3 separate regions of the Homo sapiens genome follow, and regions 1 and 3 are each linked to region 2. Evidence: read pairs that join two places in POLR2A ChIA-PET (ENCODE). Cell type or tissue: HepG2. All regions are shown on one strand. Links, peaks and the distances in the headings refer to the core of each region. The heading gives the core; the rest is flanking DNA.

The links. Peaks named below come from ENCODE experiments on the same cell type or tissue, not always from the same donor. Only the 100,000 strongest peaks of a DNase experiment are listed, where the experiment ranks them.
Region 1: POLR2A ChIA-PET joins it to region 2 with 7 read pairs; 22 of 35 experiments call an interaction of 5 or more read pairs at or near these places.
Region 3: POLR2A ChIA-PET joins it to region 2 with 5 read pairs; 5 of 35 experiments call an interaction of 5 or more read pairs at or near these places.

The regions. Positions count from the first base shown.
Region 1 is chr3:49,074,297-49,084,303 of GRCh38, forward strand. QRICH1 (glutamine rich 1) reads right to left here. Exons shown (of 10, transcript NM_198880.3): 2 at 2,413-2,742. The coding sequence starts at 2,721. It also overlaps the pseudogene RN7SL182P. Among named protein-coding and RNA genes, the nearest start is that of QRICH1, 15 kb to the right of the region's middle. In HepG2, for the core only: no CTCF peak of the experiment used is centred there; no DNase peak of the experiment used is centred there.
Region 2 is chr3:49,026,975-49,036,083 of GRCh38, forward strand. IMPDH2 (inosine monophosphate dehydrogenase 2) reads right to left here and starts at 2,424. Exons shown (of 14, transcript NM_000884.3): 1 at 2,279-2,424; 2 at 1,784-1,832; 3 at 1,457-1,558; 4 at 1,274-1,348; 5 at 736-942; 6 at 1-73. The coding sequence starts at 2,376. It overlaps QRICH1 (glutamine rich 1), which reads right to left. Exons shown (of 10, transcript NM_198880.3): 7 at 6,146-6,254; 8 at 5,648-5,799; 9 at 5,209-5,299; 10 at 2,733-3,670. The coding sequence ends at 3,478. RefSeq lists enhancers at 1,557-2,159, 2,160-2,761, 2,215-2,424. In HepG2, for the core only: no CTCF peak of the experiment used is centred there; a DNase peak (open chromatin) is centred at 2,487; H3K4me3 peaks cover 1,081 bases.
Region 3 is chr3:48,736,121-48,746,028 of GRCh38, forward strand. It overlaps a transcript of PRKAR2A not described here. Among named protein-coding and RNA genes, the nearest start is that of IP6K2, 24 kb to the left of the region's middle. RefSeq lists a silencer at 1,426-1,515. In HepG2, for the core only: a CTCF peak has its summit at 3,993 (motif pointing left); DNase peaks (open chromatin) are centred at 4,101 and 4,381; H3K4me3 peaks cover 1,305 bases.

The DNA of each region.
Region 1 (10,007 bases), core at 1,872-6,871, 49 kb after region 2:
ACGTGGTGGCTCACACCTGTAATCCCAGCATTTTGGGAGGCCGAGGTGGGCGGATCATGAGGTCAGGAGATCGAGACCATGCTGGCTAACATGGTGAAACCCCGTCTCTACTTAAAATACAAAAAATTAGCCAGGCATGGTGGCTGGCGCCTGTAGTCCCAGCTACTCGGGAGGCTGAGGCAGGAGAATGGCGTGAACCCGGGAGGCGGAGCTTGCAGAGAGCCAAGGTCACACCACTGCACTCCAGCCTGGGGGACAGAGCGAGACTCCATCTCAGGAAAAAATACAAAAGAAAAGAAAGGAAGCCTCAGTCATATGAAGCTATCACACCTAAACCCAGTACCAAAAGATCTCTAATTTCAAAACTATTCAGCTCTCCACAGCAAAGATCAAATATTTGGGCCAGGCGCAGTGGCTCATGCCTGTAATCCCAGCACTTTGGGAGGCCGAGGCAGGTGGATCACGAGGTCAGGAGATCGAGACCATCCTGGCTAACATGGTGAAACCCCGTCTCTACTAAAAACACAAAAAAATTAGCTGGGCGTGGTGGCAGCTGCCTGTAGTCCCAGCTACCTGGGAGGCTGAGGCAGGAGAATGGCGTGAACCTGGGAGGCAGAGCTTGCAGTGAGCTGAGATTGCACCACTGCAGTCCAGCCTGGGCAACAGAGCGAGACTCCATCTTAAATAAAAAAGACCAAATATCTGTGGTGTTTTTAGTTTACAGTACTCGAAAATATTTTTAAGGCCAGGCATGGCAGCTCATATTTGTAATCTCAGCTCTTTGGGAGGCCAAGGCAGGAGAATATCTTGAGGCCAAGAGTTCAAGACCAGCCTGGGCAACATAGGGAGACTATATCTCTACAAAAAAAAAAAAAATTAATTAATTAGCTGCACGTGGTGGTACATGCCTGTGGTCCCAGCTACTTGGAGGTTGAGGCTGGATGATCGCTTAAGCCTTGGAGGTCAAAGCTGCAGTGAGGAGTGATCGTGCCACTGCACTCCAGCCTAGGTGACAGAGCAAGACCCTGTCCCTCAAAAAAAAAAAAAAAAAAAGTCAGGCGCCGTGGCTCATGCCTGTAATCCTAGCACTTTGGGAGCCCGAGAAGGGCAGATTACCTGAGGTCAGAAGTTCGAGACCAGCCTGGCCAACAAGGTGAAACCCAGTCTCTACTAAAAATACAAAAATTAGCCGGGCGTGGTAGCACATGCTTGCAATCCCAGCTACTCAGGAAGCTGAGGTAGGAGAATCGCTTGAACCCAAGAGGTGCAGGTTGCAGTGAGCCGAGATGGCTCCATTGCATTCTAGCCTGGACAACAAGAGCGAAACTCCAACTCAAAGAAAAAACAAACAAACAAAAAAAAGGCTGGGCATGGTGGCTCACACCAGTAATCCCAGCACTTTGGCACTTTGGGAGGCCAAGGCACGCAGATCTCTTGAGGTCTGGAGTTCAAGCCCAACATGGGGAAACCCAGTCTGTATTAAAAATACAACAAAAATTGCTGAGGGTGGTAGTGCACACCTGTAGTCCCAGCTACTCAGGAGTCTGAGGCATGAGAATAGCTTGAACCCGGGGGACAGAGGCAAGAATGCACCACTGCACTCCAGCCTGGGTGACAGAATGAGACTCTGTCTCAAAAAAGAAAAGAAAAAAACAACCCAGGTGTGGCCGGGTGCGGTGGCTCATGCCTGTAATCCCAGCACTTTTGGATAAGGAGGCAGGTGGATCATGAGGTCAGGAGTTCAAGACCAGCCTGGCCAACATAGTGAAACCCCGTCTCTATTAAAAGTATAAAAAATTAGCCGAGTGTGTTGGCAGGCACCTGGAATCCCAGCTACTCAGGAGGCTGGGGCAGGAGAATCCATCCTGGACCACAGTGCAAGACTCCATCTCAAAAAAAGAAGAAACAAACAAAGAAAACAACCCAAGTACAATGACATGGCAGCACCACAGTGTTGGTCAGCCTCGGAAAGCCAGTCCCCCACCATCACTGACATCGCCGCCGGCGGGGTCACGTGCCGGGACCGGGTTCCGGTGTGGAGAGCCCCTCATCCTGGGAAAAGGTGCTGCCAGAAAGGTGGCGCCCCCTCACTCATCACGCAAGTCACGTTGAACCTGATGCTAAACCAATCATAGATGACCCGCTTCTGGGTTGGGGTTTCCTAGGTAGCTAAGCAGATCCCTGGCTGCAATCTATTCAAAGTCAGTCCTTGACACTGGGGTTTGTTTAAAAAAAAAAAAAAGCTTAAAGAAAAAGGAGAAGAAAGAAAAAACTTTTAGTCCACATTAACTTTGAAAATCTTAGTGTTAAATAACCTATAACATCCACATAGATGTGATGAGCCCACTAACTAAAACACTGACAACAAATAAAGTACATTAAACAGGCTGCACCTCAGCATTTCCCATATACCTGAACCTGCTGCGGCTGCTGAACCTGGATCTGCTGTTCTTGCTGGGTTTGTGGCTGAACACTGGTGGTGACTGGACAGGCAAGTTCAAGCAAAGACCCAGCCACTTCAGTGCTGTCTGTGTATATGCAGTTCCCACCCTGTTGGTACACCATGGTAGTGGTGGCTGTCTGCTGGAACTCCTGAAGGGCTTCTGGCCCCTTAGAGGCCAGTGAGTCCAGAAATTCCTTCATCCTGTGTTGCGGGACAGACCGTGCCTTTACTCGGATGTACTCTTCAAAGGAGATGGTGTTCTCTAGGGAATTATTCATATTGCAGAGTCCTTAGGGTTCCTAGAAATAAACAGAAGTCAAAATTATGTTACTGTTTTTAGCAGGAAATGCCCAGAAGCAATTACCCTTGCACAAGAGTGGAATATATTCAGGGCAGCTGTATACATATAGAATCAAAAAATAAAGTTTTATTATACCACCTTATTTTTTCAATTAATGGATGTTTGAAAATTATTTCTATTAACATTTCTTAAATAAAACTATCACACTGAAAACAAAAAAACAAACACATGCTTCACAATACTGGATGAAACAGGCTGAAAACACACTTCCTACCCAGCACTAGGTCAATCCCATCTTCTCTGCAGAGCCAAGCACTGGACAGTAAATGTCACATGCAAAACTGCTCTGTGACCATCACAGAGAGGACACCAAGCAAGGAGGAAGCTAGGGGCAGGGATTCCTATGGATATGTTTTATTTCCAAGTATTTCCTACAGCAGAGATAGGTATGCCACCTAGTTGTGGCAAGACACAAGAGGCAGAGGATATGTTCTTCATCTCCCATCAGAAAAACCAAAAATCCTATTTTGCCATGTGGTGCTCACATTCTTTTGCAACACAGCTTACTACTGGTTAAAAGCATGGACTCTGGAGCCAGGCTGCCTGGGTTCAAATCCCAACTTTATGTCTCCTTTATTATGTAACTCTAGAAAAGTCAATTAACCTTAGTTTTCTTGTGAGTAAATGGGGACACAATAGTACTTACCTCACAGTTGACATAAGGATTAAATAAGGCATTTAGAAAATCATCTAGCACATAGATAGCACTACAGAAATGTAACTAATACTATTAAAATAATTCTGGAAAAAAGGTAAATAGTGCTTTAAATATCCAGGTCACTACTAAAATTCAGAAATAAATTCTACAAGTTTTCATCAGGTATTTAATTACCTTAAGAATTAACCTGCAGACGTACAGTTAACTCTCATCATCTGAGGGAAAAGTGTGCAATCTGTGGACTGCTGACCCCTGTCGCTGCTACCTTTGTACCATCCTCCCTTCAACAGCCCGACCTCCAGAACAAAAGTAGCAGCAGGATGAAAGAGTAACAGAAAACAAGCGAACGTTTTTGCCAAAAAGGATTATCAGACAATTCTGAATGTCTGGAAAGGTGATTTGTTCCCTTGAGCAATCAGGATAGATACACTAGACTGACCAGATGCTCTACCTTATGTTACAGATATAAAATATGTGGGTAAACGTCTCCTTTCTTCTACCTAGGCTCTAAGTTCTTGGTAGACAAGACTATGTCCTGGTTCTCTCCGAATAGCTCACCCATGGTAGTTGCTTCATATATACCTGCTGCATTTGAAATTCAATGTGGAAAACGAAGAATTATGGTTCCTTTTTTTTTTTTTTTTTTTTTTTTTTGAGATGGAGTCTCATTCTGTTGCCCAGGCTGGAGTGCAGTGGCTTGATCTTGGCTCACTGCAAGCTCCACCTCCTGGGTTCACACCATTCTCCTGCCTCAGCCTCCCGAGTAGCTGGGACTACAGGCGCCCACCACCACGCCCAGCTAATTTTTTTGTATTTTTAGTAGAGACGAGGTTTCCCCATCTTAGCCAGGATGGTCTCGATCTCCTGACCTCGTGATCCGCCTGCCTCAGCCTCCCAAAGTGCTGAGATTACAGGCGTGAGCCACCACACCTGTCCTTTTTTTTTTTTTTTTTTTTTGAGTTGGAGTCTCCCTCTGTCGCCCAGGCTGGAGTGCAGTGGCACGATCTCGGCTCACTGCAGCCTCCCAGGTTCAAGTGATTTTCCTGCCTCAGCCTCCCGAGTAGCTGGGACTACAGGTGCCCACCACCATGCCCAGCTAATTTATGTATTTTTAGTAGAGACTGGGTTTTGCCATGTTGGCCTGGCTGGTCTCAAACTCCTGACTTCAGGTGACCCTCCCGCCTCGGCCTCCCAAAGTGCTGGGATTATAGACGTGAGCCACCCAATTGGTTTCTGTAATATCCATAGCTCCACGGACTCAAGCAATCCTTCCACCTCAGCCCAGGCAACATGGAGAAACCCCATCTCTACAAAAAATATATAAAAATTAACTGGGTATGGTGGTATGCACCTGTAGTCCCAGCTACTACGGAGGCTAAGGTAGAAGGATTGCTTGAGCCCAGAGATCGAGGCTGCAGTGACCCGAGATCACTCGAATGCACTCCAGCCTAGGCGACAGAGCGTAACTCTGTCTAAAAAAAACAAACAAACAAACAAACAAAAAAATTAAGTTATCAGCTGGTCACAGTGGTGCACACATGTAGTCTCAGCTACTCAGGAGGCTGAGGTGGAGGATTGCTTGAGACCAGGTCTTTGGGCTGGGAAACCTAGAGAGACTTTCATCTGTTAAAAGAAATAAATAAATAAAATAAAATAAATAATTATAATAAAATATTATAATAATTACAATTATGTAATATAAATATAATTTTTACATAAATATAAAAATATTATAATTATAATAATTAAATATTATAACAATTATAATAAAATACTATAATAAAATAATAATAATTAAGTGGTCAACGATGTCCACATCACACATAAAGAGAGCATCAGGCCAAGCACACTTTGCCTAACTACAGATTCAGAGAAGGCTACTTGGCTTAGGTGATCCGAGAGCACTCATTTGCCACACTTGCACAGAATGTATCAAAGTTCCCCTTTGTTAATAGCACAGTAGCGATTTCCTTAAGAAGGCATCTTTCAGCCCAGTGCGGTGGCTCACGCCTGTAATCCCAGCACTTTGGGAGGCAAAGGCAGGCAGATCACCTGAGGTCAGGAGTTTGAGACCAGCCTGGCCAACAAGGCGAAACCCTGTCTCTACTAAAAATACAAAAATTAGCCAGGCATGGTGTCAGGCACCTGTAATACCAGCTACTCGGGAGGCCGAGGCAGGAGAATTGCTTGAGCCCAGGAGGCAGAGGTTGCGGTGAGCCGAGATCGTGCCACTGCGCTCCAGCCTGGGCGCCAGACTGAGACTCTATCTCAAAAAAAAAAAAAAAGGCATCTTTCATAATAGAGATCCGGTAACATTAGAAAGTTATGAAACTCTAATATCTAATCACATATACCCTTCTGCTCAAAAGGGGACAAAGGAGAGATTATATGAGCAGCCATTAACAGGTCCTCTACCATGCTGGTACATAATTTCAGTTTTTCATCTCCATTATAAAAGAGCAGCAGAGGTCAGCTGGAATTTACATTTCCTGAAATGTATTTTCTTCAACTGTCAGTTGCATTCACATAATATACTGAGACTGATTAAATTTTCAAAGCTACTATAAAAAGCAATTTTTTTTTTAAGGTACAAAAGTAAAGCGTTTTTACATGCAGCAAAAACCTGTTTTGTCTGAAGTCTGGGAAAAAACAAATGACTAAACACCAATACAAAGAAACACTGCTTCCCAACGGAGTAGATGGGAATTCAATATCAAACAAAACAAAAACAACAACAAAAAATAATTTAAAAAAAAACAAGAAAAAAGAAACACCTCAAACAAAGTTTACAGAACTGAAAAACCTTCGTGACTATTGCCCAGTAAAGCCAGTCTCTATGATCCTCCTAGTAACCCTATTTCTCCTCACTCTTGTATTTCAAGTTTCAGAAACTCAGAAGGGGCAGCTTAAGCCTCACCTCAACTCTGATATTAAGTGTAAAGGATAATTTCACCGACTTTTCTTCTTTTCTTCCTAGAAACAAGCTTTCTTCAGTATTCAGTATAGAATTCCACCTAGTTTTTGTTTTGTTTTTGGAGGTTTCTTGGGGGGTTGGGGACAGGGATATGAAACTCAACTAAGAAAAACCATTATAATAGTATAAAAAGATATAAAATAAAAAGTAAAAACAGCTAAGTATGCTTTGACCTCTAGTTCTTCATCATGCCATTGCACTCCAGGCTGGGCAACAAGAACGAAACTCCATCTCAAAAAAAAAAAAAAAAAAAAAAAAAAGCCTAAAAAAATTATAAATAAAAAACTAAAAATCACCCTCCTCTCACCAAACCCTGCCAATCACATTTTTATTCTTAGTTTTGTTATGATTACTTTCATACCTTTAAGCCTCTACTTGCAGACTCATTAATTTTAGAGTATTGGCCAGGTGCGGTGGCTCAGGCCTCTAATCCCAGCACTTTGGGAGGCTGAGCTGGGTGGATCGCCTGAGGGCAGGAGATCGAGACCAGCCTGGCCAACATGGTGAAACCCTGCCTTTACTAAAAATATAAAAATTAGCCGGGCATGATGGCACATTCCTGTAATCCCAGCTACTCAGGAGGCTGAGACAGGAGAATCACTTGAACCCAGGAGATGGAGGTTGTAGTGAGCCGAGACTGCACCACTGCCCTCCAGCCTAGGCAACAGAGTGAGACTCCATCTTAAAAAAAAAAAAAAAAAAATTTCAGAGTATCTATGGAGTTCTCACTATGTAAGATCAGGAAATTAAAGTTCCACACCCCTGATTTTTTGTTGTTGGTTTCTTTAGACAAGGTCTTATTCTATCACCCAGGATGGAGTGCAGTGGTAAGATCTTGGTTCACTGCAACCTCAACCTCCTGGGATCAATTGTTCCTCTCACCTGAGCCGCCCAAGCGGCTGGGACTACAGGCGTGTACCATCACGCCCAGCTAATTACAGTATTTGTTAGAGAGACAGGGTTTTGCCATGTTGCCCACGCTGTTCTCAAACTCCTGGGCTCAAGAGATCTGCCCACCTCGGCCTCCCAAACTGCTGGGATTACAGGCGTGAGCCACCATGCCTGGCCGAAGCCTTCTATTTTTTTTTTTTTTGAGACAGAGTCTTGCTCTGTAGCCCAGGTTGGAGTGCAGTGGCGTCATCTCTACTCACTGCAACCTCTGTCTCCCGGGTCCCAGCCATTCTCCTGCCTCAGTCTCCAAAGTAGCTGGGATTACAGGCATACGCCACCATGCCCAGCTAATTTTTGTATTTTTAGTAGAGACAGGGTATCACCGTGTTGGCTAAGCTGGTCTCGAACTCCTGACCTTGTAATCTGCTGGCCTTGGCCTCCCAAAGTGCTGGAATTACAAGGCACCTGCCCCCATACCCGGCTAATTTTTGTATTTTCAGTGGAGATGGAGTTTTGCTATGTTGGCCAGCCTGGTCTCAAACTCCTCACCTCAAGCGATCTGCCCAACCTCCCAAAGTGCTAGGATTACAGGCATGAGCCACTGCGCCCAGCAAGGTGTCCTCTATTTTTGACAAACATTTAGCTAAGTGAATATAACTTCTATTTAATCAATATTTTAGTTTTAGAATACATTTCATACCAAAGTCCAGAACATATTTTTTGTCAATCAAGGTTCCAAAGATATGATTAAAACAATTCTGCTGCCTATGTCATCTCCAAATAAATCCTACCAGCCAGTATTTCTAGAATAGTACCTTTAAAAAGTTACTATAAGAAACTCTAGTCCAAATATACATTTATTTCCTGAGCAAAAAGGCAAATAAGCTAGATATTCAGCTGTCAGAAAAAATAAAAGCTTCAAAAAGTTACTTGCTATAAACCATCAAAATCCATTCTTTAAGCCTTCCATTTAAAAAAAAAGAAAAAAAAAGCCGGGCACGGTGGCTCACGCCTGTAATCCCAGCACTTTGGGAGGCTGAGGTGGGTGGATCACGAGGTCGGGAGATCGAGACCACCCTGGCTAACACGGTGAAACCCTGTCTCTACTAAAAATACAAAAAATTACCCTGGCGTGGTGGCAGGCGCCTGTAGTCCCAGCTACTCGGGAGGCTGAGGCAGGAGACTGGCGTAAACCTGGGAGGCAGAGCTTGCAGTGAGCCGAGACCACACCACTGCACTCCAGCCTGGGCGACAGAGCAAGACTGCGTCTCAAAAAAAAAAAAAAAGAAAAAAAGGCCAGGTGTGGTGACTCACGCCTGTAATCCTAGCACTATGGACTTTGGGGGGCCAAGGAAGGTGGATAACCTGAGGTCGGGAGTTCGAGACCAGCCTGACTAACATGGAGAACCCCCGTCTCTACTAAAAATACAAAATGAGTTGGGCATGGTAGAGCATGCCTGTAATCCCAGCTACTTGGGAGGCTGAGGCAGGAGGATCGCTTGAACCTGGGAGGCGGAGGTTGCAGTGAGCCAAGATCGCACCATTGCACTCCAGCCTGGCGACAAAGTGAGACTCTGTCTCAAAAAAAAAAAAAAAAGGGGGGGGGGGAGCCTGGGATGATGGTGCATGCCTGCAGTCCCAGCTACTCAAGAGACTGAAACAGGAGGATTGCTTGAGTAGTCCAGGAGTTCTGGGCTATAGTGCTCTATGCCAATCGGGTGTCCACACTAAGTTCAGCATCAATATGGTGACTTCAAGGGAGCAGGGAATCACCAGGTTGCCTAAAGAGGGGTGAACCACCCCAGGTTGGAAATGGGGCAGGTCAAAACTTCCATACTGCAGTAGTAGAATCCTGTCTGTGGATAGCCACAGCACTCCAACCTGGGCACCACAGTGAGATCCCATCTCTTAGAAATAATAGTAATAATTTAAAAGACAAACAAGCTTGAGGTAGGAAAAATTCCATAAAACCATTAGAAAATATCAATACTAAGCTTGGCATGGTGGTTCTCGCCTGTAGTCCCAGCTACTTGGGAGGCCGAGGCAGGAGGATAGGATGGCTTGATCCCAGCAGTTTGAGCCTGCAATGAGCTATGATCATGCCACTGCACTCCAGCTTGGGTGACAGAGTGAGACTCCATCTCAAAAAAAAAAAATTAGCCAGGTGTGGTGCTGCATACCTGTAGTCCCAGCTACTTGGGAGGCTGAGGCAGGAGAATCGCTTGAACCCAGGAGGCACAATCTTGGCTCACTGCAACCTCCGTGCCCCCCAGGTTCAAGCGATTCTCCTGCCTCAGCCTCCCGAGTAGCTAGGATTACAGGCACCTGCCACCGTGCCTGGCTAATTTTTGTATTTTTAGTAGAGGCAGGGTTTCACCATCTTGGCCAAGCTGGTCTTGAACTCCTAAACTCATGATCCACCCGCCTCAGCCTCCCAAAGTGCTGGGATTACAGGTATGAGCCACCGCACCCGGCCCACATCCGGCTAATTTTTATATTTTTAGTAGAGATGAGGTTTTGCCATGTTGGCCAGGCTGGTCTCGAACTCTTAACCTCAGGTAATCCACTCGCTTCCACCTTCCAAAGTGCTGGGATTACAGGCATGAGCAACCACACCCAGCCTAAATTCTTTTTTATTTTTATTTTTATTGAGACACAGTGTTGCTCTGTCGCCCAGGCT
Region 2 (9,109 bases), core at 1-5,000:
GCAGAATTTCATTTGCCTCCTTCAGTGTGATGCCTGCAGGGGCTACCACCAAGTCTTCCCTCTTTGTCATTATCTACGTGGGAGGTGAGATGTGAAGAAGGGCCAGTCATCGACTATGACCAGTTAACTCTTTTCTTTCCTTCCCAAGTAGCTGAGCTCAGAGGCACGCGCCACCACACCCAACTAATTTTTTGTATTTTTAGTAGAGACGGGGTTTCACCATGTTGGCCAGGCTGGTCTCAAACTCCTAACCTCATGATTTGCCTGCCTCAGTCTCCCAAAGTACTGAGATTACAGGGGTGAAGTTCTATGGACCACCACGTTCATACATTCACACCCAAAACACCCTTCCTCAAGGGATCCCAATAATTCTTAGCAGTATGGTATTGAGTGAGGGATGAGTAGAAAGGACAACATGGCACAGGGAGCACCCTCTTACACTATGGAATAAGGAGGACAACACAGGAACAATGGCAAGAAAATCAGGGCAGACCTCAAGCACTGCCCCTACCTTAGGGGTTTAAAAGAACAAAGCATGAATACTAGCAAGCATTTGGGCAGTTTGAAAGCCTCTGGTGGGGAAAGGATGCAGGAACCCAATAAAGGAGTCAGAAACTTGGTTTGACACTCCTTTCCCAGAGAGAAGAGGCTATCAGAGATGTCTTAGACAACAGAAGCCCCTTGTCTTCAACCTGGGCTGCTAGAGCTTGGATCTACTCTGCCAGTGGCACCCACCTCTTCCAAGAAACAGTCATGTTCCTCCTCTTTGAGAAAATCAATGTCCCTGGAGGAGATGATGCCCACCAAGCGGCTCCCCATCCGGCCTGTGTCTGTGATTGGGATACCGCAGAAACCATGCCGGGCCTTGGCCTCAAAAACATCCCGCACGCGATCCTTGGGGCTGAGGACCACAGGGTCTGTGATGAATCCCTGTTCATATTTCTGGAAAGGGATGGTGAGAAAGGGCATCGCATCTTTGAACTACTTTCATCAGGCTCTTGATCTGAAGCATGGGGTCTCTGCTTATCGATCCCTTTGGCAGTGCCACAAGACCAAATCACACCAACACATCTTAGAGACATGGGTAGGCTGGAGGCACTGTACACCTGGTCTATTGCTGCTGCTTTAAGAAACAGAATCTCAGGGTCTTCTCAGTAACTGAACCCCATGGTGGGAAGAAAGAATACTAAATTAGAATAAACCCCTACTCCCACCCCACCCCACCTCAGTGCAATTCCCAGGAGCGCTTGCTAATGATCGTTGCCCTTCTGACCTTCACTTTCCGAACTTCATTGGCCTGGAATTCAGGTGTACAGTTGTGGTGGATGAAGCCAATACCGCCTGTAAGCTACAGGATAAAAAGAGACTACTACTAAGTGACAAGAAGCAGGACTGAATGCCTTTGGGGAAAGGCGATGGAGTCCTTGCTCCTTCCCCCACACCCCATGGGGCTCACCGCCATTGCTATGGCCATCCCAGCCTCTGTGACTGTGTCCATGGGAGAGGAAACCAGTGGGGTCTTAAGAGTGATTTTCTTGGTCAGAGCAGAAGTCAGGTCCTGAGGAGACAAACGTCAACCAGTGTGGGAAAGCATCCCTTACACCTCAAGGTGTTACTGAGTCCCCCACAAAAAGGCACTTTTGTATGACCTGCATGCTAACAAGCAACATGATCCTATAAAATCCACCCCCAAGCCCAATCTGGTGAGTTAGCCCAGAGACCAGGTGATAGTAGCACCTTAGCTCACCTTGATGTTCAGGACCCAATTCCTGATCATACTCACCACCTGGTCTGCAGTGAAGTCGATGTACCCAGGGAGAATGAGAAAGTCACTGCGAGGGAAGGGAGTGAATTGGGAGTAAAGCTCTCAGCTTAGGGCAGCATGAGACTCCATCCCCATGTACCAATCAACCCGTAACGCATGTGAGCAGAGAGTGGCACTGACAGAGTCTGTGTGTCACAGGCACAGCACAAGGTGGAAATGGGTACAGGGGACCTTTTCTGCCACCGAGCTGTCATCAGTGCTCCTGGCACCCTGACAATTCCATGTGTCTGGAGCATGGAATCTCCGGCCTGAGATTCCAAGCACTACTGAGATGCTTCTCCGTACCCCAAGCACCGCTCCAGATGTCTCAAAGTGAGCCCCGGAGGTGGGTGGCCAATTCCCGAAACCTGTCCCCCACGCCCACGCCCAAGGCGGCTCTCGGAAGCCCCCATCTGGCCTTTTCCCCAGGGTGCCGCCCCTCTCTTCGCCCAGGTGAGCCCCATAGGCCCGCACTTGTAGGTGAGGCCGTCTCCGCAGTTGAAGAGCTGCTGTGCTGTGAGTCCGTCGTCTGGCACGTAGGACGTGCCCCCACTAATCAGGTAGTCGGCCATGGCCAACACAGGACACCGCCGCGTGTCTCCGAGGACCGCGCCGCAGAGACCTCTGCCGTCTGGGCCGCGCCAATATAAACCAGCCGATTTCGTCACTGCGCTGCGCGCGACGCTGACGTCAGGGCGTAGTGCGCGCGGGCGGAACCTACCCGCCTCGCTGCGGCGGGGGCGGAGCTGGCGCTGAAGAAACAGCGCATGCGTATAGCACATAGTGGCCTTGTCACTGAGGAGCTGCCACTTCACGTCCCACCCCACACTCCCCGCAGGACCTCGGCCAGTTCAATTAACAGGCAAGGGTTTACTTCTACTGTCCCGCCGGGCTCCTCCCCAAAATAAAGAGACGTTGTTCACTAACATGTTGAAAAGACGTGCTTGTCATTCTTAATAAACAACTAGAGTAAGAATACATAAGAGAAACAGAGTGGTATCTTTATATGATACACAAGTGTATGTTACAAGAATTCCATCAGGCACAGGAGCCTCAGGTTTTAAGGCCTCAATGTTAGGCCAACAAAAAAAAAAAAGGCATGGTAAAGTTTTTACTTTTACATCTAAAATGTCACTTGTCATAAAGGAGGGTGTAATAGAAATTGTCTTTAATAAATCATAATTGAAGTTCCCCTCATTTTTCTTCCATTAAGATGCTAAGTTTATGTCTGATCATGAAGAAAGAAAAGAACATCGTTCCCCTGTGGTCAGCAAAGTCTGTCAGCCCAGTGGAAGTCGGCTGGGGAGATTCCCTCCAGGGTCCATCCATCATTAATTCCATCTCTCTTGAAGATGGAAAGGGGCCACATTTCTTTTCACAGTCCAAGCCCTTTCCCCAGGCCCCAGACAAAAAAGAGTCAGCCAGCAACTTTCTAGGACATATGACACTCAAGGAAACCCAGAGCCACCATCGGCTGAGGAGTCTGCCGCAGCAGGTTTATGAAGATGCAAAGGGGGCAAAGTTTTCTTTTATATTTTAAACAGAAGCAGCCTGAAAGGCTTCGTAACTACACCAATAAAAAAAAGAAAAAAAAAAATGGAGGCCTCTTCTTTAGTGTGAAAGTCTGTCTGGTTTTTCCTGGCTGGTTTCTCTTGTGCCATGGCCAAGGCATCTCAGTGCATAGTGCTTGCATTGGCCACTGCGATGGCCTCCTGAATTTCTCTTATCACCAGGATCCGCGTCAGCATTTGTCCCATCTGCTCTCTGCTGATAGGCTGGACTGAGTACCAGATTGGGCTGTTGGGGGCCACCACTGGCTCAGGTGTCAGGTAAAAGGTGTCATTCCGGCCTTTCACACTCTGGGGGCTGAAGAATATGCGGATAAAAGTTGGGTACCACCAATATAACTTCAACCCTCCCACCCTGAACTTCCCAGACAGATGCTGTCTGCAAACAGTAAGGCCCCAAGTTATTGTGGCACAGCTACTGAATTCCATGCAGCCACCACACACTACATCCTGGTCCTCCTTTGGGACTACTGCAAATCCCCCAAATGTTGGGTTACTTCCCCTCTGCCCCTCCTTCCCACAAACCAGCTGTGATCCATCACTGACTGCACCAGCCTAGGGCTCTCATGGACTCATGTGAGTCTATCCTTATCCTACTTGAAGCCAGCTTCACTGCTCAAAGCGTCTATCTCCAAGTCTTTGCGCTTTTTTTTTTTTTTTTTTTGAGATGGCGTCTTGTCTCCAGGCTGGAGTGCAGTGAGGTGATCTCAGCTCACTGCAACCTCCGCCCCCTTGGTTGAAGCGATTCTCCTGCCTCAGCCTCTGGAGTAGCTGGAACCATAGGCACGAGCCACCAAGCCCAGCTAATTTTTGTATTTTTTAGTAGAGATGGGGTTTTTCCATGTTGGCCAGGCTGGTCTCGAACTCCTGACCTCAGGTGATCCACCCACCTTGGCCTCCCAAAGTGCTTGGATTACAGGCGTGAGCCACGGTGCCCAGCCTCATGTTGTGTTTTCTACCCAATAATGATGGCCATTACAGTGGGGCCCTAAACTTGGGTTCACCCCCCTCCCCCGAACTGTGCTGTACCTCTATTAAGTACTTGGCATGCTGTATCCTCTAACAGTTATTCATCCATCCATTCAAGATTTATTCAAGGGTTACTAGTGCCAGGTCAGCACTAGGTGCTGATATTTAAAAAAATGGGCAGGAAAAGTATTTCCTACCCATGGAGCTTACAGATAGGAGGGGACACAGGTAGCAATTAAAGTTAAACAAATACAAAATAAAAAACAGTGATAAGTGCTACCGAGGAAACAGTCACAGGGAAGAGGTGGGGAATCTGGAAATGCTTCCCTGATAAGCTGTGTTTAAGTTGAGAAGAGGCATAATATGATGTCCTTGAGTGGAGAGGAGCTAGTGTGGCTAGGGAACTAAGAGCTCCACAGACATGAGGTTAGCAAGGGGGAGTGCATCAAAGGAGTTGTCTGCCATAAAAGAATTACTATGTAATGAGAAACCATTGAAGGGGCAAAAGGGAGAAAAAGCTGAGAGGAGTCTCACCTAGATTAATGATGGCAGTGACAAAAGGTCAAGGTCAGGAAGCAGGGCCATGCTCAATATGTGATGAAGGTAGATTCTCTGTACCTTCATACCCTTTTCATGAAAGGTGACTGTAGGGACCCGGGACCCCTTTTTCTATCAGTGCTAGGCACATCACACACCTTTGGAAAGCCAGAGCAAGGCTGCTTCTAAATTTAGCTTTCTGGAAGTGTTTTTACTTGGTTTGGGACTAGAGAATGCCTCTCCCCTATGATAAGTGATCACACAAGTGAGCATGCACACGCATACACACACATGCGCACACATGGACAGCAAGTCACAATAAAGCCTCACCATTTGAAGAGGTAGAAATCATAGAGCTTGATGGGACATCTCAATGGATTCTCTGGATTTTCCGTCTGTTCTGCATACATGTCATCTGTAACTATAAAACACACATCCCCACCACCACAGACCTGGCATCAGACTGCCTTACCTCAGGCCCAGATCAGGAAACTTAGGCTTTCAGCCAGCCCAACTAGGAAATACAGGGTCGGGGGAGGGAAGGTATGAGGCATGGGCAGTGACTACTAAGGGAAGAGGCAGCTATTCTGTCTGGGGCTTCTCTGCTTCTAGGAGGAAAGTTTGGAATTTTTGGCTGGGGAGAAGGGAGTGGAGAATTTTATCCAGCAAATCCCAACCTTTACACTTATCACTAGCCTCACAGGCACAAGGGCAGGACAGGGCAGGACAAGTAGCACCTGTTTTTGCCATCCCTGCCTCCTTTCCCTACCTTTCTGGCCAGTCTGGTGTATTCCAAGGGCCTTCAAGTACCGGATACTCGTGCTTTTATCCTTGGGATTAGAGGGGTTCTTCTTTGTCTGTCGCAAGACCTTGGAGAAGGCCAGCTTCATGTGCTGGTCCACTGTCTTCAATAGGAAGTACCTGGATCACAAGTAAAATGCAAGGCAGAGGGAGGGGTGCCGGGAGGATACCATGACTCATCCTCTGCCCACTGGTGCTTCAGAGGAGCCACTGCCCACATTCCCAAGATCTGGGCAGGCCCGTACCCAAGCAGTGTCCAGTGCAGGAACCACATCAAGATGGATGGTAGGGGTCTGGCAAGGGTGTTTGCCTCACTGGTTACCAAATAAAATGCAGCCAAGTGGGGTTAGGGCTTTCAGTAGCCCAGTTTCTCAAATATATGTCAGAGGAATTCAGAAGGCCTCTTGGATAGCTTCCACACTCTTCACTGGACAGATGCCAGCAGTGGAGCCTCTAGAACACTTACTTGGTATTAAAGAACATGAGGGTGGTCAGCAAGGTGGAGGGGGAGTGAGCCCCAAGCTGCTTGCACTCCCATAGCATCTCCTCAGTCACGTGGCTGGGCAAGACATAGCCTAGGAGGAATAGAGTACTGTCACAACAAGAGGATGGCAGGTGGTCTCTCAAAGGTACAATATGGGATGTGTGAAGCATAAGGACCACACAGGAGTATAAATTTCATCAGGGGACTCTCCCTAAAGTGTGGCAAAAATCATCTGGAAAGCTTCTTAAAACACAGATAGCTGGGTCCCAATCTGTTTCTGAGGTGGAACCTGATGATGAGCACTTCTAACACCACACTTGAGAACCACAGCCTTACATGATTGTTGTTACCCTCTAATCCAAGGCTAACACAGGGCAAAAAGACTGCCCTCAGAGACAGTGAAGTACAGAAAACTATAAACCAAACTCTGCATATATGCATAATTCTCTGAGAGTGTACAGAGCTTTGCATATTTTCAAAGGTGGTCCAGGACCCAAAGAACTGGCATGCACGCCCGTTTGCCCTTACCAAGTCTTCTCTCATCTCAACTGTCTCTAAAAAGCAAGGCCGGCCAGGCGCAGTGGCTGATGCCTGTAATCCCAGCACTTTGGAAGGCCGAGGCGGGTGGATCACGAGGTCAGGAGATTGAGACCATCCTGGCCAATATGGTGAAACCCCGTCTCTACTAAAAACACAAAAAATAGCCGGGTGTGGTGGCGGGCTCCTGTAGTCCCAGCTAATCGGGAGGCTGAGACAGGAGAATGGTGTGAACCCAGAAGGTGGAGCTTGCAGTGAGCCGAGATTGCACCACTGCACTCCAGCCTCGGCAACAGAGCGAGACTCCCATCTCAAAAACAAAAAAACAAAAAAACAAAAAAAACAAAAAAAACGGCTATTGTCATTTCTTCTCTAGATAAAGAGACTGATACTCTTTGGGGGATTTTATTATTATTATTATTATTATTATTATTAGCTAAGATACAGGGTCTCTTCTACAATATTTATCTTTTTTTAAAAAAGGAAGACCAGGCATGGTGGCTCACGCCTGTAATCCGAGAACTTTGGGAGGCGGAGGTGGGAGAATTGTTTGAGCCCAAGAGTTGAAGACCAGCCTGGGCAACATAGCCAGACCTCATCTCCACTGAAAATCAAAAAAATTAGTCGTGTGATGGTGCACATCTGTGATCCCAGCTACCAGGGAGGCTGAGGTGGGAGGATTCCTTGGGCCTGGGAGGTCAAGGCTGCAGTGAGCCGTGATCGCACCACTGTACTTAAGCCTGGGTGACAGAGTGAGATCCTGTCTCAAAAAAAAAAAAAAGGGAAAAAAAAGAGATGGGGTTTCGCTCTGTCACCCAAGCTAGAGTACAGTGACACAATCATGGCTAACTGCAGCCTTGAGCTCTTGGACTCAAAGACTCCTCCTGCCAGTTTCCTGAGCAGTTAGAAATACAGGCGTGAACCACCACGCCTAGCCAATATGCCAGTATTTGAACTATTACAAGATCCCCCCCACAGGGCTGGTGTTACTGTAAGACCCTGGTTCATAAGTGAGCCCAGAGCTAGGTACAGGCAAAGGTCAATAATTTGAATAAGAGCCCTGGTCAGCCAGGTCTGCACCAAAGAAAGATGACATTTGAATGACTACCAAGCCCCTTCATGTGCTGAAGTCAGTCAGTATGCACATGTTTGTGCACTGGGTGCATAATGAGATAGGAGCAGGCAACAGTATTCTCCTGCAGGGTTTCGGGATTCTCCAAGCAAGCACAGTGTGTGACACTTCCTGGAAGCAGAAAAAAGAACATTCTGCCCGATACACTCCTCTTCTGTGTTCTATGCTCTTGCCAAAACAAAGCTGGCTCTCTAATAGTGCATTTCCATCTCTTTAAGGCAGTTCTGACTCTATTTTTTGTCTACTTTTCGGCTATTTTGTGACCCAGTGGCAATGGGAAAAGCTTTTCTGCTCTTAGACATATCTGAAGCCCCCAAGATCCAGGATGAGCAGAAAACAGCCCTTCTCAGCAAAGAAGGATTCAAGGAATCCTCTCACCTCAGCCTCCCTAGTAGCTGGGATCACAGGTGTGCACCATCACACTCGATTATTTTTTTTGATTTTTAGTGGAGATGAGGTCTTGCTATGTTGCCCAGGCTGGTCTTCAAATCTTGGGCTGAAGCAATTCTCCTACCTCGGCCTACCAAAGTTCTGGGATTACAGGCGGGAGCCACCATGCCTGGCCTTCCTTTTCTTAAAAAAATAATTTTTCTCCTGGGAACAATTATTGCCATACTTTGGCATGTTCCACTTCTCTGGGTTCGCTCTGTCACTTGCTCCCTCTGATGTCACTTCCCTAATTTTATTCTCTTCTCTACAATTTGTAATAAACTTGGCTGGGTGTGGTTACTCATGTCTATAATCTCAGCACATTGGGAAGCCAAGGTAGGAGGACTGCTTGAACCCAGGAGTTCAAGACCAGCCTGGGCAACATAGGGAGACCCTGTCAATACAAAAACCTTAAAAAAAAAAACAAAAAAAAACAGCTGAGTGCAATGGCTTGAGCCTGGGTCCCAGCCCGAGCCCAACAGGGTGAGGCAGCAGTGAACTATCATCATGACATTGTACTCCAGCCTGGGAGACAAAGCAAGACCCTGTAAGAAAAACTAAAATAGCCTGGGCATGGTGGCTCATGGGTGTAACCTTGGGAGGCCAAGGCAGGTGGATCACTGGAACCTAGGAGTTTGAGACCAGCCTAGACAACATGGCAAAACCCCATTTCTACAAAAAAAAAAAAAAAAACAAAAACTAGCCAGGTGTGGTGGTATGCACCTGCAGTCCCAGCTACTTGGGAAGCTGAGAGGTAGAAGGATTGCTTCAGCCCAGGAGGTAGAAGTTGCAGTGAGGCAAGATTGTGCCACTGCACTCCAGCCTGGGAAACAGAGCAAGACCCTGTC
Region 3 (9,908 bases), core at 1,729-6,728, 290 kb before region 2:
ATAAAAATATTTGTGGACAGGTTTTATATTATCATCAAAAAGAAGGAACTGGGATAATGCCACTTCATTTGGAGGGCCTGCCACAAAGTTGGAATGAGTAAGAAAAGTGAGATGCAGAAAAGTATGTACAAAATAACCTAAATGTGTACAACAAAGACAAACCACTTTGTGTGAATATGTGTATGCTTTTTTTTTTTTGAGACAGAGTCTCATGATGTCTCCCTGGCTGGAGTGCAATGGCGTGATCTCTCTTAGCTCACTGCAACCTCCGCCTCCCAGTTTCAAGCGATTCTTGTGCCTCAGCCTCCCGAGTAGCTGGGACTACAGGCATGCACCACCATATCCAGCTAATTTTTTGTATTTTAAAAACATTATTTATTTAATTTTTAGATGGAGTTTCGCTCTTGTCACCCAGGCTGGAGTGCAGTGGCACAATCTCGGCTCATTGCAACCTCTCTGCCTCCTGAGTTCAAGTGATTGTCCTGCTTCAGCCTCCCAAGAAGCTGGGATTACAGGCGCCTGCCACCATGCGCAGCTAATTTTTTGTATTTTTAGTAGAGACAGGGTTTCGCCATGTTGGGCAGGCTGGTCTTTAACTCCTGACCTCAGGTGATCCACCTGCCTCAGCCTCCCAAAGTGCTGGGATTACAGGCGTGAGCCACTTGCACCTGGCCGTGTGTATGCTTTTATAATTATATAAGCCAGGAGAAAAGTAGGGAACATACAGTTTGTAAACATGGGTTGCAGAAAATGGTGATAGAAGGGAGGGAAAGGAAAAGAGGAAAAGATAAAAGATTTAAAGGACAGCAGTTATGATGGGTTCTCTCTTATGCAATTAATTATAGGTATATATTTAGCTGGAGGAACGAAGAAATTCTTTAGAGAGGCATCCTTAGGTGACAGAAAGATTAAGAAAATCAAGGAAGTGATGACCTCCTTATCTTAAAACTCAGGATAGGGTAGGGAGGGGTGACTGGTGGGCCACAAGGGGGTGCTGCAGGGCACTGGGAATGTTTTTCATCTGTGTTGGGTTTCTGTTTGGTCTGTGAAAAATAATTGAGCAAAACATCTTTGTTTTATGTACTTTTATGTATTTGTTATATCCTACACTTTAAAAAATTAAATTAAAAAAACAAAACCTGCTGGGCATGGTGGCTCACACCTGTAATCCCAGCACTTTGGGAGGCTGAGGCAGGCGAGTCACTAGGACAGGAGTTCAAGAACAGCCTGGCCAAAATGGTGAAACCCCGTCTCTACTAAAAATACAAAAAATTAGCTGGGTGTGGTGGCACACACCTGTAGTGCCAGCTACTCGAGAGGCTGAGGCAGGAGAATCGCTTAAATCTGGGAGATGGAGGTTGCAGTGAGCTGAGACTGTGCCATTGCACTCTAGCCTGGGTGACAAAGCAAGACTCTGTCTCAAAAAACAAACAAAACCAAAAGCAAAGCAAAATTTGCATAAGGTTCCCAGTGGTTGCAGTGAAGGGACAGTAGATAGGCCTTGGCCTGGACCATTTACGCCTTTGCAAGGCTGGAAGGAAGTTACATGAGCACTCAGCCGAGGGCTAATGTGGCAAAAGTCACATTTCAAAAATAAGACTCTGGCTGTTAATCCTAGAGGGTAATTAAGACTGGGACTAAAGCCAAGTATTAAGTCCAAGGAGGGGAAAGCACTGGAGGGATTTTAAAGAAGAGTTGGGATCTGAGAGTGGACAGATTAGAGGTGATGGCAGTTGGAGACTTCTTCAGGACAGAAGGGTGGTACAACTGGAGAGGGAGTACTGATGAAAAATAAGAGGATGGGCCGGGTGTGGTGGCTCATGCCTGCAATCCCAGCACTTTGGGAGGCCAAGGCGGGCGGATCACATGAGATCAGGAGTTCCAGACCAGACTGGCCAACATGGTGAAGTCCTGTCTCTACTAAAAATACAAAATTAGCAGGACGTGGTGGCCTGCACCTGTAATCCCAGCTATTCAGGAGGCTGAGGTAGGAGAATCCATTGAACCTGGGAGGTGGAGGTTGCAGTGAGCCGAGCTCGTGCCACTGCACTCCAGCCTGAGCAACACAGCGAGACTCCATCTCAAGAAAAAAAAAAAAAAAGACAATATTTGGGACAGCTGTTTCATAGCCTTAGTGGAGATGTCAAGCAGTGGGACAACTAGTTCAGGGTGAAGTGTCCCAGCTGGAAGTATAAATTCAGAGAGAGCAGCATGGTGATAACACTCAAAGCCACACTGTTCCTGACAAAATTCCCTAAGGAGGGAGGGAGGGAGAAGAGCCCAGAGTACAGTCTTGGGTCACTCCAACATTTAACTATGTGTAGTTAAAGGTGGCAACAGAGATGAGGATGATCATAAGAGCTGGAAGGAAAACCAGGAGGGCTGAATGATTCCTGAGAATGTGGTCCTTGAAGCAGGAGGGAGAAGTCAATCCCAGTGAATTTTGCTGGGATTCCAGAGAGCTAGTATGTGCACTGGTTTTGTCAGCGGAAGTCACTGGGGACTGTGCCATGGGCTGTGGCAAGAATGGGAGGTGAGGAAGGGTAATGGCAACCACAGGCAAGTTTCAGAATGGGGCAGGAGCTAGAGGAGGATGGTGGGGAGCAAAGAGGGAGACCGGAGTTTCTGACCCATGGCAAGTCATTGCTGAGGGAGGCAGAGGTGCGAGAGGTTGGAGGACAGGGCTCTAGGGCCAGGCAGCAAGCACTGCAATGGTTTTGGAGATGAAGGGTACAGGTGAGATGCTGAGCACAGACCTCACCTCCAGGATGTAGGTCTTCAGGCCCCTGGCAGAGATGGGCCTCTGATCCCCAAAGAGGACCTCCAAAGGTGGAGGGGGCAAGAGTCTGATGAGGAGGTAGAGGGGTGCTTCTGCACTCCAGGTTCCTTTTCCTGCCCATTCCTTAAACCCGCTGGCTGTTCTTGCTCACCCCCACTCCCTCCTGCCTGGAGTCAGCCCAGGGCCTCCAGCGCTGAAGAACTGGACAGGCAGCTCAGCTCGGAGTTGGGAACACAATGGTCCCACTCGGGCAGAGGTGGGGCTAAGGTCTCTGATGACCCTCAGCTGCACCCACAGCCCTGGGACGTGGGCCATGCAGAGAGGGGTTGGTGGCAAATAATTCCTAGATTTTTTTTTTCCAGAACAAAAGACAGGAAAATTACCAAGAAAAGGATCCCACAAGGCCAGGGTTGGGAGGGTTCCTAGTATATCCTGGACACACACACCCTGTCCCCAGCACGTCCAGGCAGGACAAAGCTGGAGGGGCCAGCTGAGGTATTCCCATTGTGCTAGAAGCCCGCCCAGTGTCAGTGGGCCCCACCCCTGCACTCTTAATATGCCCTTGCATGCACCTGGCCCTTGAACTAGTTCCCCAGTGCCAAGTGAGGGCCTTCCCGGTTTTCAGTTGTGAGGCCAGCTCTGCGTTAGGGGTGGGGGCTGCTTTTGCTGTAAGCCAGAGATACAAACCTTGAGGTGAGCACAAAGGCAGAGACCACAGCAGCGAGTGGACCCCAGACAATTGATTGCAGTTGGGTCTTGGCCCAGCCCAGGTAGGCAAGGGACTCAGGCAATGCCAGGGTCAGTGGGAGTGGACATCCTCCCATAAGCCTGCCATCTTCGTACACAGCTGCAAGCGGAGGCCCAGGATGAGGGTCCCAACCCGTTTTTGTCTGGCTAGACTGAGACAGGAGCTGTCAGCCAGGTGGAACCATCTTGAGTCCCGAGGGAGGTGCAGCGCCCCAAGCTCAGAGTCTGAGGGTCACATGCTCTTCCACCCAGCTATGCTCTGGTTGGAAAAGAGCTCAGGGACCCAGTGCCACCAAGGCTGGAGCTTCCTGGAGAACAACCCCTCGTGTGGGGTCTGGGCTGAGACTTGGAAGGTCAGCGGGGGCCCTGAGCCAGCGCGCAGCCTCATTTGTCACCCTGGGCTTGGGGCCGGCTGCACAGTTCTGGGGCAGGATGCTGGGAGCTCCAGGACAGCCCGGCCCCTGCTGGCCAAAGTGGCAAAATGCAGTACTGCCACTCACGCGTGCTTCCAGCATGTCCCGCGTCCCAGGCTTACCCGTCCCAAAGGCCTTCTCCCTACCTGGCCACAGGCCAAGACTCAGCTCACAGCAGACATGGGAGTGTGTACTGCAGCTGTCCACTCGTGCCCACGCCAGCAGTTTCAGAATGAAAGTGAACAGTTTGACCATCACTGGATGTTATACTCTAAAGTGCTGGTTTGCTTATCTGGTGGGTCTAGATTTTAGCTCCTTTTTATCTGTTTAGCAGACAAAAAACAACTGCACACACCTCCCCTCCTTCCGGGAGTTGGAGGACCTAGCCAGAAAGGGTATTGCTGGATCCTGGCTTATAGCAGAGTACACAGTGACCTTTGTCCCCTGGCTCAGTGCAGTTCTGCAGAGGGAGGAAGGGGTAGGCCCATGGCCAAGAAGGCTACAGGGGATTTGGCTGGTATCTTCTGTTTCAGCAGCCTTCCCCAATAGCTGCCTGTCAAATGTGCATTTGTCTGCCTATCAGCATAGACTGACTGGTGAAGAGTCCTGCTGGTTTTCCTAGTGGGTAGTGCCAATCCTCTGGTCTCATACTGTAGCCTGGCTAGCCTCCTGCCCTGTGGTGTACAAATGGGCTGGGCACGCCTAACTTTGTGTACTGAAAGACATGCCAGATAAATGGTTTTATAGAACAGAAAGAAATGCCCACAAGATCAAGGATTCTGGTTGGGAAGAAGTGAGAGGGAGGGTTAGAAATGTTGTAAGTGGCTGGGCGCGGTGGCTCACACCTGTAATCCCAGCACTTTGGGAGGCCGAAATGGGTGGATCACTTGACGTCAGGGATTCGAGACCATCCTGGCCAACATGGTGAAACCCCATCTCTACTAAAAATACAAAAATTAGCTGGGCGTGGTGGCGCATGCCTGTAATCCCAGCTACTCGGGAGGTGGAGGCGGGAGAATTGCTTGAACCCGGGAGGCGGAGGAGGTTGCAGTGAGCCAAGATCACGCCACTGCACACTCCAGCCTGGGCAACAGAGTAAGACTGTCTCAAAAAAAAAAAAATTCACACATAAGAGACACCTTCAACTGGGCGCAGTGGCTCACGCCTGTAATCCCAGCATTTTGGGAGGCCGAAGCGGGCGGATCACCTCAGGTCTCTACTAAAAATACAAAATTAGCTGGGCGTGGTGGCACATGCCTGTAATTCCAGCTACACTAGGAGGCTGAGGCAGAAGAATTGCTTGAACCCGGGAGGCGAAGTGCAGTGAGCCAAGATTACGCCATTGCACTCTAGCCTGGGCAACAAGAGCGAGACTCTGTCTCAAAAAAAAAGAGACACCTTCAGAAAAATTTGATTCCTAGCACCTGACCTCACAGAAGGCAATTGAGGCCAGAAATGCATTGCTGGCCAAACTTTCTCATGATGTTTAGAATAACTAGCATAAAGATCACAATTTCTGGCTGGGCGCAGTGGCTCACGCCTGCAATCCCAGCACTTTGGGAGGCTGAGGCGGGCGAATCATTTGAGCTCAGGAGTTCCAGAGCAGCCTGGCCAACATGGTGAAACCCTGTCTCTACTAAAAATACAAAAATTAGCTGGGCATGGTGGTGGGTGCCTGTAATCCCAGCTTCTTGGGAGGCTGAAGCAGGACAATCACTTGAACTAAGGAGGCAGAGAGGTTGCAATGAGCCGAGATTGTGCCACTGCACTCTGGCCTGGGCGACAAGAGTGAAACTCTGTCTCAAAAAAAAAAAAAAAAAAGATGACAGTTTCTGAGGAGTCCCTACCTGGGGGGAGTCCTTCAAATCTTAAATCTAGTTGTTCTTGGCCAGGCGCAGTGGCTCATGCCTATAATCCCGGCACGTTGGGAGGACAAGGAGGGCGGATCATGAGGTCAGGAGTTCAAGACCAGCCTGGCCAACATAGGGAAACCCCGTCTCTACTAAAAATACAAAACTTAGCTAGGCGTGGTGGCGCATGCCTGTAGTCCCAGCTACTTGGGAGGCTGAGGCAGGAGAATCGCTTGAACACGGAAGGCGGAGGTTGCAGTGAGCTGAGATCACACCACTGCACTCCAGCCTAGGTAACAGAGTGAGACTCTGTCTCAAAAAACAAAACAAAATACAACAAAACAAAACAAAAAACTAGCTGTTCTCCTTTCACTGCTCCCCCAGAATGCTTCTATAAACAGAATTGTATGATGCAAGGTAGAGCAGCAAGGGACATCACATGCTTGCGTGTCTAGGTTACTCATTTTATGAAGACACAACAGCAGCCCAGAGAGAAAAGAGTAGCATGACTAAGGACAACAGACACTAGAAGCATAATCATCCTTGAGATAGGAGAGGGGCTGCTATCTGCATGAGTCCAGAAATGTGGAGGAACAGGCCCGGAGCGGCAGCTCACGCCTGTAATTCCAGCACTTTGGGAGGCTGAGACTGGCGGATCACCTGAAGTCAGGAGTTTGAGACCAGCCAGGCCAACATGGTGAAACCCCATTTCTATAAAAATACAAAAATTAGCCAGGTATGGTGGCACACGCCTGTAATCCCAGCTACTCGGGAGGCTGAGGCTCGAGAATCACTTGAACCCGGGAGGCGGAGCTTGCAGTGAGCTGAGATCGTGCCACTGCACTCAAAAAAAAAAAAAAAAAAAAGAGAGAAACATGGAGGATAAACTCCACGGGCACTGGATGAAAGCTCCAGGAATCACCTGATAGATCTCAGTACCATTATTGTTGCTAATTCTTGGGGTTTAAACACAGGGTTAGAAACATTCACAGCTGGTCATCAGGATTTATTCAATGAACAAATGAGCTTAGGCAGACCTAACTTCTAACATTCCAAGTTAGAACTTGGTAATACTTGTCTGAATTCACAACTGATTAGTAGGTTCCTGGTCAACACTCAGCATTTTTTTTTCTTTTTTTGAGACGGAGTCTCACTCTGTTGCCAGGCTGGAGTGCAGTGGCACGATCTCAGCTCACTGAAAACTCCGCCTCCGAGGTTCAAGCGATTCTCCTGCCTCAACCTCCCGAATAGCTGGGACTACAGGCGCATGCCACCACGCCCAGATAATTTTTGTACTTTTATTTATTTTTTTCTTTGAGATGGAGTCTTGCTCTGTTGCCCAGGCTGGAGTGCAGTAGCACGATCTCGGCTCACTGCAACCTTCGCCTCCCAGGTTCAAGTGATTCTCCTGCCTCAGCCTCCTGAGTAGCTGGAATTACTGCACACCATCACACCCGGCTAATTTTTGTATTTTCAGTAGAGACGGGGTTTCACCATGTTGGTCAGGCTGGTCTCGAACTCCTGACCTCATGTTCTGCCCACCTCGGCTTTCCAATGTGTCGGGATTACAGGTGTGAGCTACTGTGCCCGCCCTAATTTTTGTATTTTTAGTAGACGCGGGGTTTCACTACGTTGGCCAGGATGGTCTTGATCTCTTACCCTCATGGTCCGCCTGCCTCGGCCTCCCAAGGTGCTGGGATTACAGGCGTGAGCCACAGCACCTGGCCAACACTCCACATTTTATTTATATATCAGAAAACAATCAGGTAACAGTATGTATCACTGGCCATGATTTGTCTCTAGAGAGAATGGGTAAAGGAAGCAAAATTTATACTTAATATGATGCTTTGTTAAGTGACCCCAATTTCCTCCCACTTTTTAATACTGTTTTAATTGTTGTTATAAAATTAAGTGATTCCCTATCACTATATACTCAGGTAATATATTCAGGTAACTTTGATGGGACAAATTTCTAGCTTCCTGTTAGGACACACTAACATAGTCCTCATGTAATGTTCCCTCTTCAAGGCTGAGACTACGGATGATATGATCTTGACATTGTCCTGGAATGTCTTATGTCATAGCAGTACTACCACGAAAACAAAACCACAATTTTGTTTTTTCCTTTTGGTGGAGAATGGGGTCTCGTTACGTTGCCCAGGCAGGTCTCGGACTCCTGGGCTCGAGCTATCCTCCTGCCTCTGCCTCCCTAAGAGCTGGGATTATAGGCGTGAGCCACTGTGCCCAGCCACAATTTTTTTTTAATTAAAAAAAATTTTTTAGAGATGCGGTTTCATGATCGAGACCATCCTGGCTAACACGGTGAAACCCTGTCTCTACTGAAAAAAAAAAAAAATTAGCCGGGCATGGTGGTGGGCGCCTGTAGTCCTGGCTACTCGGGAGGCTGAGGCAAGGAGAATAGCATGAACCCAGGAGGTGGAGCTTGCAATGAGCCAAGATCACGTCACTGCACTCCAGCCTGGGCGACAGAGCAAGACTCTGTCTTTAAAAAAAAAAAAGAGCGAGAGATGCGGTTTCACTATGTTGCCCAGGCTGGTCTTAAACTCCTGGGCTCAAGCGATCCTCCCACTTCAGCCTCCCAAAGGGCTGAGATTACAGGAGTGAGCCACCATGCCTGGCTGACATTTAATTTTTAAAGCTTTCAAACAAAGACACTTTGGTTTTTAGAGGGTTCAGCTACCAGTTTATTGGGCCCTAGTGAGTCCCAAGATTTCCATCTACCAGTTGCTTGGGTCCTAGATTTCATATGCTCCCACAGTTGGCCCTTTGGTACAGGCAGGTGTCTCTGTCCAAATGTGGGCAAGATCAAACTGCAACAAGGCGCTTCCTTTGGTCACCTGAAAAGAAATTGTAGGTACAGTGGGCTGTCACAGCATCCTTGCTAGTTCTGGTTATAGCCATGTCACAGAGAAGGAAATTATGTAAATAATATTGAGTGACAGATGTTTTCTACTTTTTTTTTTAAACGGAGTCTCACTCTGTTGCCCAGGCTGGAGTGCAGTGGCGCAATCTTGGTTCACTGCAACCTCTACCTCCTGGGTTCAAGCAATTCTCCTGCCTCAGCCTCCTGAGTAGTTGGGATTACAGGCACCCGCCACCACACCTGGATAATATTTGTATTTTTAGTAGAGACGGGGTTTCACCATGTTGGCCAGGCTGGTTTTAAACTCCTGACCTCAAATGATCCACCTGCCTCAGCCTCCCAAAGTCCTGGGATTATAGGCATGAGCAACCGCACCCAGCCTTTTTTTTTTTTTTTTTCAGACACCGTGCCAGGCTATTTTTTATTTTTTGTAGAGACAGGGTCTTACTATGTTGCCCAGGCTGGTTTCAAACTTCAATGATCCTCCTGCCTTAGCCTCCCAAAGCACCTGGATTACAGGTGTGAGCCACCATACCCAGCTCTGCTGGGTTTCATTGGTGAGTTTGTCTTCCTGGCAAGGGATATACAGGATACCCTTGCACATCATCCACAACCATTCAAATACCATGTTGTGATTGCTAATTTTATGTGTTAACTTGACTGGGCCACAGTGTGCCCAGATATTTGATCCAACATTATTCCAGATGTTTCTGTGAGGGTGTTTTTGGATAAGGTTTTTTTTTTTTTTTTTTTTTTTTGAGACTGAGTTTCACTCTTGTCGCCCATGCTGGAGTGAGTGGAATGATGCAATCTCGGCTCACTGCAACCTCCACCTCCTGGGTTCAAGTGACTCTCCTACCTCAGCCTTCCAAATGGCTGGGATTATAGGAATGTGCCACCATACCTGGCTAATATTTGTGTTTTTAGTAGAGACTGGGTTTCACCATGTTGGCCAGGCTGGTCTCAAACTCCTGACCTCAGGTGATCCGCCCACCTCCACCTCCCAAAGTGCTGGGATTACAGGTCTGAGTCATCGTGCCCAGCCTGGATAAGATTAACATTTAATTTGGTATAGAAGTAAAGTAGATGACCTTCCCTAATGTGTGTGGGCCTCATCCAATCAGTCGAAGGCGTGAATAGAACAAAAAGGCCAACTCTTCCCCAAGTAAGACAGAATGCCCACCTTTGAACTGGGATGTTGTCTTTTTTCCTGCTTTTGGACGCTAACTGAAACA